Linked DNA regions of Homo sapiens: region 2 is linked to region 1. A link is a contact called in ENCODE Hi-C or POLR2A ChIA-PET data. All regions are on one chromosome and are shown on one strand. The core of a region is the stretch at or near the end of the contact, and the rest is flanking DNA. Distances in the headings are between cores, read along the strand shown.

What was found. Hi-C counts contacts between places; a loop is a spot of excess contacts on that map. ChIA-PET counts read pairs that join two places held with the same protein, here RNA polymerase II (POLR2A). Pooled maps may share reads with other maps.
Region 2: a map of aorta shows a loop between it and region 1 (3-fold over the local background). The contact joins two enhancer-like sites. A Hi-C loop is called at or near these places in 1 of 168 maps with a recorded cell type or tissue (aorta) and 3 of 50 pooled maps. POLR2A ChIA-PET finds 5 or more read pairs at or near these places in 2 of 52 experiments (WTC11 and activated CD4-positive, alpha-beta T cell).

What each region holds. Positions count from the first base shown.
Region 1 is chr7:135,795,813-135,799,860 of GRCh38, reverse strand. No RefSeq gene overlaps it. Among named protein-coding and RNA genes, the nearest start is that of FAM180A, 49 kb to the right of the region's middle. RefSeq lists a silencer at 567-787. Within about 2 kb of position 2,565, at least 2 of the 41 ENCODE cell types and tissues checked have a DNase peak (open chromatin) inside an H3K27ac peak, as active enhancers do.
Region 2 is chr7:135,759,859-135,763,843 of GRCh38, reverse strand. It overlaps LOC105375522 (a long non-coding RNA gene), which reads right to left. Exons shown (of 3, transcript XR_001745032.2): 2 at 3,678-3,759. Among named protein-coding and RNA genes, the nearest start is that of FAM180A, 13 kb to the right of the region's middle. Within about 2 kb of position 1,628, at least 3 of the 41 ENCODE cell types and tissues checked have a DNase peak (open chromatin) inside an H3K27ac peak, as active enhancers do.

The DNA.
Region 1 (4,048 bases), core at 1,316-3,815:
CAAAGGTGGCATTTTCATCAGGTTGTGAATCCACTTTCATGTCATATCACTGTGTGAATGGGACTCCCGCATTTGCACAGTGTACAGCCTGTGAACCCTTACCTTACATGGCTGTGTGCATATTTCTTGCCCCTCTTCTCTGTTACCTATACCCCATGGCCATTTTCTCTTCCCCAGACTACACCCCAATGCAGAAACAAAGGTCCAAAGAAAACACTCACTTCCACTTCAGTGAAACACAAATACTTTTCTCCTCAGAGGGTTGAGGAAGGAGAGAGAAAAGATGGTGGCCACTGAAAACAGGAGTGGAGGATGGTCTGGATTCCAGAAGGATGAGGAGCACCCTAAGCAGAAGAAAGAAGGTTCCTCTGTCAGAGAAGTCCAGCAAGGAGGGTGAGCTGCCCCCACAGAAGCCTCTGCCAAGTTCTCCTGTAGACAACGTCCCGGACACGTGTACGTCCCCCTAACCTTCGGGTCAGGAACCTGGGTAAGGGACCGCGAAGGAAAGCTGAGTCCCTGACTGAGTGATAACTGAGCGGAAATCAGTGGGGACATTTCCCTGTGGGCAGCAACAAGTAGTGATGGGGTTCCATGCTGTCCCTGGCCACAGGGAGATGTGCTGTGGGTAAACTACGTACCATAAAGGCAGTACAAGCGGTCCTGGGGATGAAAAAATACCATCTGAAATAGCTGCCACCAAAATTCCTCTTTGAGAGGAAACTCCTTTGTTGGAAGGGTTACTTGGGAAGTACTAGGGTTAAATAGTGAGCCCTTGAGGGGCATGGGTGTGGTGGGCACAAGGTCTGTGAGGAGAGCATGGCCTGGGCTTCCCGTGGTTGGTATGGAGGCAGGGTGGATGGGTGGGAGGAAAGAGGTGAAAAGAAAGACAGGAAGGTGAAGGGGGGTGTCAGCGAGGTAACGGGAAGCTGCCTAGAGAGGCGGAATGCCCCTCTCTGCAAGGAAACATACTCAACCCCCGGCTGTGACTGGGGTGAATGGGACTTTCTGGCGACTTCAGAAGCAGCTGTGGTCACATCTGGGTGGCTGTGATGTGGGACAGAGACTACCTGCAAAGACTTGGGGTCCTGGAGGCTGCAGTGACCCTGACTACATCAGCCCCTCTCTATCCCCAGAGTGGGAAGAAACTGTAGGTTCAAGCCAAGTTTAGCTATTTACTGTGACCTTGGTAGGTCCCTGCTGATAGCTGGCTTATGTAAAATTCAGACAATGAGCAGAGAAAACATAAATTCCAGCACAGGCGAATTTGGAAAATGCTGTATAGAGCAAATCGTGTTGACTTAGCATTTGTGCTTAGCCGAGAAGGTGCTGCCCTGCACGTGCTCAGAGCCCCTCTCCCATTTCACCAACTAGACAAGCCACTCCGCCATCCTGCAGAGAAGCTAAGAGAGGGAAGGGCAGGTTGCTCTCCCATGCTTCTGAACATGTGGAAGAGGCAAGGGAGAAACATGGGGTGAGGAAGAGAGAAAGACTTTCCCTATCCGAAGAGCAAACCAGTCTGTGTATGTTTGCCTCCAGTCAAACAGCTTCTAAATACTGAAGAGTGCCAGAGGACTATTTATTTTGCCACTTACAAGCGATCAGAAAAAAACCTTTTATTTACATTGTGGAGGCTCAAGGACCCTGAACTTATTCTTAGGCTATTAAAATAATTTTACTATTTTGGCAACGTCTAAATGCAAGTAATTTAAGACACCCCTCTGCCTAAGGCTAACAAAATCATTGTGGTATAACTATTAGTTTGGTGCTAAAAGTAATTGTGGTTTTTGCCATTAAAAGTATTTGTAGAACAAACCAATTACTCTTGCACCAACTTAATAGCATTGGATCCACTAACCTGGAAACACCACACCAGAGAGGTGCCTGACTGCAAGGAGAGCACATGGTTGGCACATGCCAAATGTTTGTGGAAGAAGCTGGGGAGTCCCCAGCAGCTGAGATGGATGGTGATCATCAACTTCCGAAGTGTTAAAGAAAACTGAAGGGTTCTGGCCAGGCGTGGTGGTTCACACCTGTAATCCCAGCACTTTGGGAGGCTGAGGTAGGCGGATCACCTGAGGTCAGGAGTTCTAGACCAGCCTGGACAACATGGCAAAACTCCATCTCTACTAAAAATACAAAAATTAGCCGGGTGTGGTGGTGCATGCCTGTGGTCCCAGCTGCTCGGGAGGCTGAGGCCAAAGACTCATTTGAACCCAGTAGGTGGAGCTTGCAGTGAGTTTAGATTACACCACTGCACTCCAGTCTGGGCAACAGAGTGAGATTCTGCCAAAGAAAGAAAGAAAGAAAGAAAGAAAGAAAGAAAGAAAGAAAGAAAGAAAGAAAGAAAGAAAGAAAGAAAGAAAGAAAGAAAGAAAGAAAGGAAGGAAGGAAGGAAGGAAGGAAGGAAGGAAGGAAGGAAGGAAGGAAGGAAGGAAGAAAACTGCAGGGTTTTGAAGGCAGGTGGCACTGTCCTGTAGGAGACTGAGGGTGGAACTTGTCCTTGAAAGCTCCCCTAACCTACTGAAAGTGGAATGAAGGGCTTGGATCCAAGCCTTTCAGAGGCAGCCAAGATCTTCCCAGTCCCCACGATGGGTTTCTTTGGTATGCTTGTTTGCTTTTCTTTGATTCTGATGTTCAAAGGAAATAGGGTGTGTTGATGTTTTAGGTGAACAGTGTGCTTTCTGGGTGACCTAATTTATCTAGCAGTGGAATGAAAAGGAAGAGAATGGGCAGAAAGAATCAAAGCCCATGGCCTACCTCAATAGAAAACGTGTGAGTTTTTCATATAATGTTATATGAACATGAATCTGCCATTCTGCTGTGCTGTGTCTTCCATCTGTTACTTTCTAAACTGTGGACAAGAAAAATACAACTGGCGTGAAGAATGAATGTTGCACAGGGTAGGGATGAGGGGTTGGTACATAGGAAGAGAATATGCTTGACACAGAAAAGAACTAACCATATACCTTATCTCATTTAATCCTCACAACAACCAGAAGGGCAACTAGTACATAAACAAATAAAAGCAAAACAAAGCAAAACAGGCCCAGAGAGAAAAGTCCCATCACTGGGAAGACCTAAGATTTGGGTCCAGGCCCGTCCAATGCCAGAGTCCTTTCTCTTTCTAATGCCTCGTGAAGGCAGTGATGACTCTGAAAATTACAAAACAGTCCTCCCTTGTTCAGGAGTTCCTGGTGTATCTACTTCAGACCAAATGCACTTATTCCTGGGAATTATTCAAGGTCTCGTCTTTTTTAGAATAGGTACAATATGGATGAGATCTTTTTAGCTAGCCTGCTTAGAGCAATCTAACTCTTAGGTCATACTCTTTCCAATATAGTAATAGACAAGGTGTTTAAGGGGATTTTGATCTTAAGAAGGTTAAATTTCCACATCTAAGTAGCTGTGGTATGTTGGAACAAGGGGGTTGTTTTGCCTTCTAAAACAGTCCAAAGCTGAGAAAGCAGATTACTGAGGCCCTGCAAGTTGACACATGCCTCTGAGTCCAGAAGTTGGAAAAAAGCAAGCAAAGAAGTGAGCCAGAGAGAAGAGTGTTAGACTGCCCCTTATTTTCACTTCATCTGACTTGGATTAGTCTTTAATTGAAGTCTCTGCTGAGATTCTGTCTGCGCCAGTCTGAAACAGCCTGTACACTAGTCAGCCATTCAACTGTTCTCTTTATAAATGCCATTTTCCCCTGTATTTGCTGAATTTTCATTCTTCATTCAAATGTTTGGGTGTCTGCATGTTTAATGAACACAGATGCCAGGGTTCTCTCAGAGCCAAATATTTGGATTACAAAACATTGAGGATATCCACATAGTTGGCTTCTCATTCACATATGTGACATTGTGTACAGACAGTTAAGTTTTAATAATAAAGTCTAAGAATGGATAGGGCTGGCTGTTCGTAGGGGAAAATAGTGCTGCACCTAAATCAGTGTGTATTTTTAGAGCTAGTGAACATTTTTATGAGGCTGAAGTTTTACTTGGTCTCAGGTCTGCCATCACAGAGGGCCAAAGTAGGCCCGGCCATGTGGCCAGGGTGA
Region 2 (3,985 bases), core at 379-2,878, 35 kb after region 1:
TTTTATAATCTAGCATACAAGGTCCTCTGAAGACACTTTTTTTTTCTTTTAAACAAATGAAGACTCTACCCTCTGAAGCATTTCATCTTCAGGAAAACAGACACAAAATTATTTAATCATTTCCCCAAAGTCAACATTGGTGAAAATTTCTGGGATTAAGAAAAACAATATGATAGGATTTTGTGGTAGAGAGGCTGCCTTTTATATTTTACTTGTGACTTTTCCCAATGCCAAAATTCTATGACTCTATGATCAATATTCTCCCATGGCTCTCATGGCTGCTAATGGCTATGTTTGGGGGACTTTCTCTTCTAACTGTAAGAGTCTTGAGGCTTAACATTCCAAAGTGCTGGCTACATCCCCAGTGGGAAAAAAAAATTTCTACCATGTAGTAGCTATTTCTATTGTTTTATAAGAATGAAAATAAGCCACATAATTAAGCCTGGAGCCCAGGGAAGGGAGCTCAAAAAATGCCTTCTGTGGTGCCATGATAGTGGATGACAAAGTAGATAAACAGGAATCCCTCCTGTCCCCCAGATAGAAAGTCATATGAGTCGAGTCATCCTCCCGCATCTCCTGCCAGGCTACACCTGGCCAATGTGCTTATATAATACTGGATAATAGTGAATGAAAGTTTACATCCCAGGGTCTCCCAGTGAGTTTGTCCATTCATTCATTCACGCAAACCCATTAATTGCATCTCTCACATGTCAGGTACTATGCAAGACACAGGAAACATAAAGGTCAATAAAACCCTGTCTGGACCCTCAAAGAACTGCAGACTGATGCATGAGACAGGTCCACAAATAATAATGCATCCCAATGTATCTCTCAGTGTTGAACTAAAAGAGTGGGCTCTCTGTCACAGCAACTCTCAACCAGGGCCAATTTTGTGCCCCCCACCCCCACCCTGGGACGTTTAGCAGTGTCTGCAGACATTTTTGATTGACACAGCTGGGGTGAGGGATGCTACTGGCTTCTAGTGGGTAGAAGCGAGGGATGCTGTTAAACATCCCACAGTGCATAGGACGGTCCCACAACAAGGAATTATCTAGCCCCAAAAGTCAACAGTGCTGAGGTTGAGAACCCTCATCTAGTGGGATAAAATATGATGTAGTCAGCTCTGTCTGGTCATCTCTGGAATTTGAGCCGACTTGATCACTTTTGTTCTTTTCATAGTTGTGTCATTGATTGGCTTTTGCTCCTAAGCAAGTTACTTCGCCTCACTTGGCTTAAGTTTCCTCATCTATAAAATAGATGTAGAGTCTCTGATCTCTAAATCCATTCTAGCCTAAGAAGCTATGGTCTTCTTGGGCCAATATTTATGCTTTCACTGAACCCTGCTTCCGAGAGGAGAATGCCTTGGCCAAAGACTGTTTACTCCACTCCAGGTCAAGGAGATAAACTAGTTTCCTGTGTTGATCTGGAGTCTCACTCAGGAAGGGCAAGCATGACCTCTGCCCGAGGACCCTGAGTTAGGACACTTCCATCTTTGGAGTTTTCTCATCAGCAAACAGGAACTACTTAACTGCTCTGCCTCCCTGTGTCCGGAGGAAGCCTTTGAGTCAATGAAGAGATGGAAAATTACCCGGATGCTGTTCCTGTGACTAGGTCCAAACCACAAATGCCACTTTTCTCCCTTTGGGGGGCCTGTGGCAAGGACAGGGTGGGGAGACACTGTGCTGTCCCTGTGGTGTAGGCTGGTGGGCTGGGCCGGGGAGGAGTAGTGTCTCTTTATCTGTCTGTGGGGCTGCCTCAGGGAGGACCTTCGTCATTTTTCTCCCTGAGGACAAAAAACTTCAATTCTTGGCCACATATTTTAGGCTCTGGGGACTGGGTAGGGATCTGGTGCCCTCAAATTCTCACACTCTCTCTCTCTCCCCCGCCGTGGCTTCAGGCTTAGTCACCAAACAGAAAGAGCTTTTCTGAGCCAGCCGGCTGGAGGACAAGAGCAGCTACAGAGACCAGGGGAAGCCAGGTCCCCACAAGACGCGCTCCTGCCTGGGCCTGAACAGAGGCCTCTTCAATGCTGCTGTGGTGCTGCTGTAACCAGAAAGGCAGAAAAAGGGAGACTAGGGCAGGGCTGGAGATGAGGGCAGGGCTGGTCTTGGCAGTGACACTGAGTTTGGTGTTATTGGGCTCTCTGTCTTGGCAGAAATGCATCAAGGATGGCAACTGGAGTATCTTCGTGTCCTCTCCCCTGCTACACCAGTGCCACCTTAGGTAGCAGATCCTGTGTGTGATGAACAAATGAACTGCTGTGAAAGAAAGAGAGAAAGAAAGAAAGAAAGAAAGAAAGAAAGAAAGAAAGAGAGAGAGAGAGAGAGAGAGAGAGAGAGAAAGAAAGAAAGAAAGAAAGAAAGAAAGAAAGAAAGAAAGAAAGAAAGAAAGAAAGAAAGAAAGAAAAACAACCCAGAGACATTAAGTAATATGCCCAAGTTATTTAAACTGCTAGTCAAGGGGAACTTCTATCAAATGTGCTTCACTGAACTTATCAACAATAAAAGTTCCAAATCAGACAAATATTTCCCACTCTGTATGTTTTCATTGCTTGGGATGTTGGGGGTTTTTCTGGAGGCGGCAGGGTTGGTATGATTTACATTAAGTAAAATGTGCAAATCTTAAGTACACCGCTTAATGACTTTTATATATGTATATACCCAAGAATCATGTTCCCAGATGAAGATATAAAACGTTCCCATTGTTCTAGAAAGTGTCCTCGAACCCTATTTCAGTTGATAGCCACTTCAAGAAATAACCAGGTTTTTTTCTACTTCTGTCACCATAAATTAGTTTTGCCTGTTCTTGAACTTCTTATTATCAACCTCATATTGTTTTCTTCAATATAATGTATTTGGGGTTCATCCACATTGTGTCAGTAATTTGTCCTTTTTGATTGCTGTGTAGTATTTCACTGTATAAATATATCACATTCTGTTTATCCATTGTTCTGTTGATGGATATTTTGATTATTTTCAGTTTTTGGTTATTGTAATATATTTATCCTAAAGATATGAATTGGATAGGGATAATTTTTTGTTAATTTGTCTCAAAACATGTGCCTATTTTAATTCCCCTTCAAACAAACTCTAATAAAAGTCATTCTCCAAAGCTCCCAGAAGTTGAGATAGAAAGAAGTATTTATTAAATTACCTCAAAGATCTTTTCAGACATGAAATCCTCTAATTCAATGTCTTCTCTAAGAGCTGCTGTTAAGCACCTGCTTGCATGAATTCTAAAATTTTCTCTGAACTGTAATACAGAGAGTGGTTGTTTCCATGTAGAAACAACCCCTGCCTCTATAAATTCACCGACAAAGACTAGAGAACTTATTCAAGCACAAAAAACATACTCATATCTCTTCACAAGATGGCACCTATTTCCAAATGAAAGATGCTCTCCTGTTCTGCGCACTGGAAGCAACTTGGGAGTGACCAGAAGAAATGGTGGAATGTAAATAAATATAACTACTTCATTTCAATCCTTTTTTCTTCCATGGAAAGCAACGGTGGTTTCTTTCTTGAGATAGGTGGGAAAGAATGAAGCCCACAATGGACTATTTACCAGGCCTCCAAAGCATTTCTCAGAATTTTCAGATCCTGCAGTGAATTCCTACCACCCATTGTATTCAGATTTTCATTTCGTCTAATGCTAACTCTAATGAGTCTATACCATACCTGGTGAGCCGAACTGCAGTACACACTCCATCACACCGTCAGTCTTCTATTTAACCCAGACAAAGGGTCTTTTATACTCTTCCTGGACATGAAAATAAAAGATTGGAAACAATCATTTTAATGATATATTTATTTAAAAAAAAACTTTGCCTTAAGATTTGTTCAACAAATATTCATTCAGCCACAAGGACTGAACTCCCAAAGCCAAAGGTTGGAGTCACCATTATTGTGGCACCTAACATCTTGTATGATGTCTAAAAAAAGGAAAATTCAAAAGAAAATTTGCACAATGGCCCACGATGGCTGTA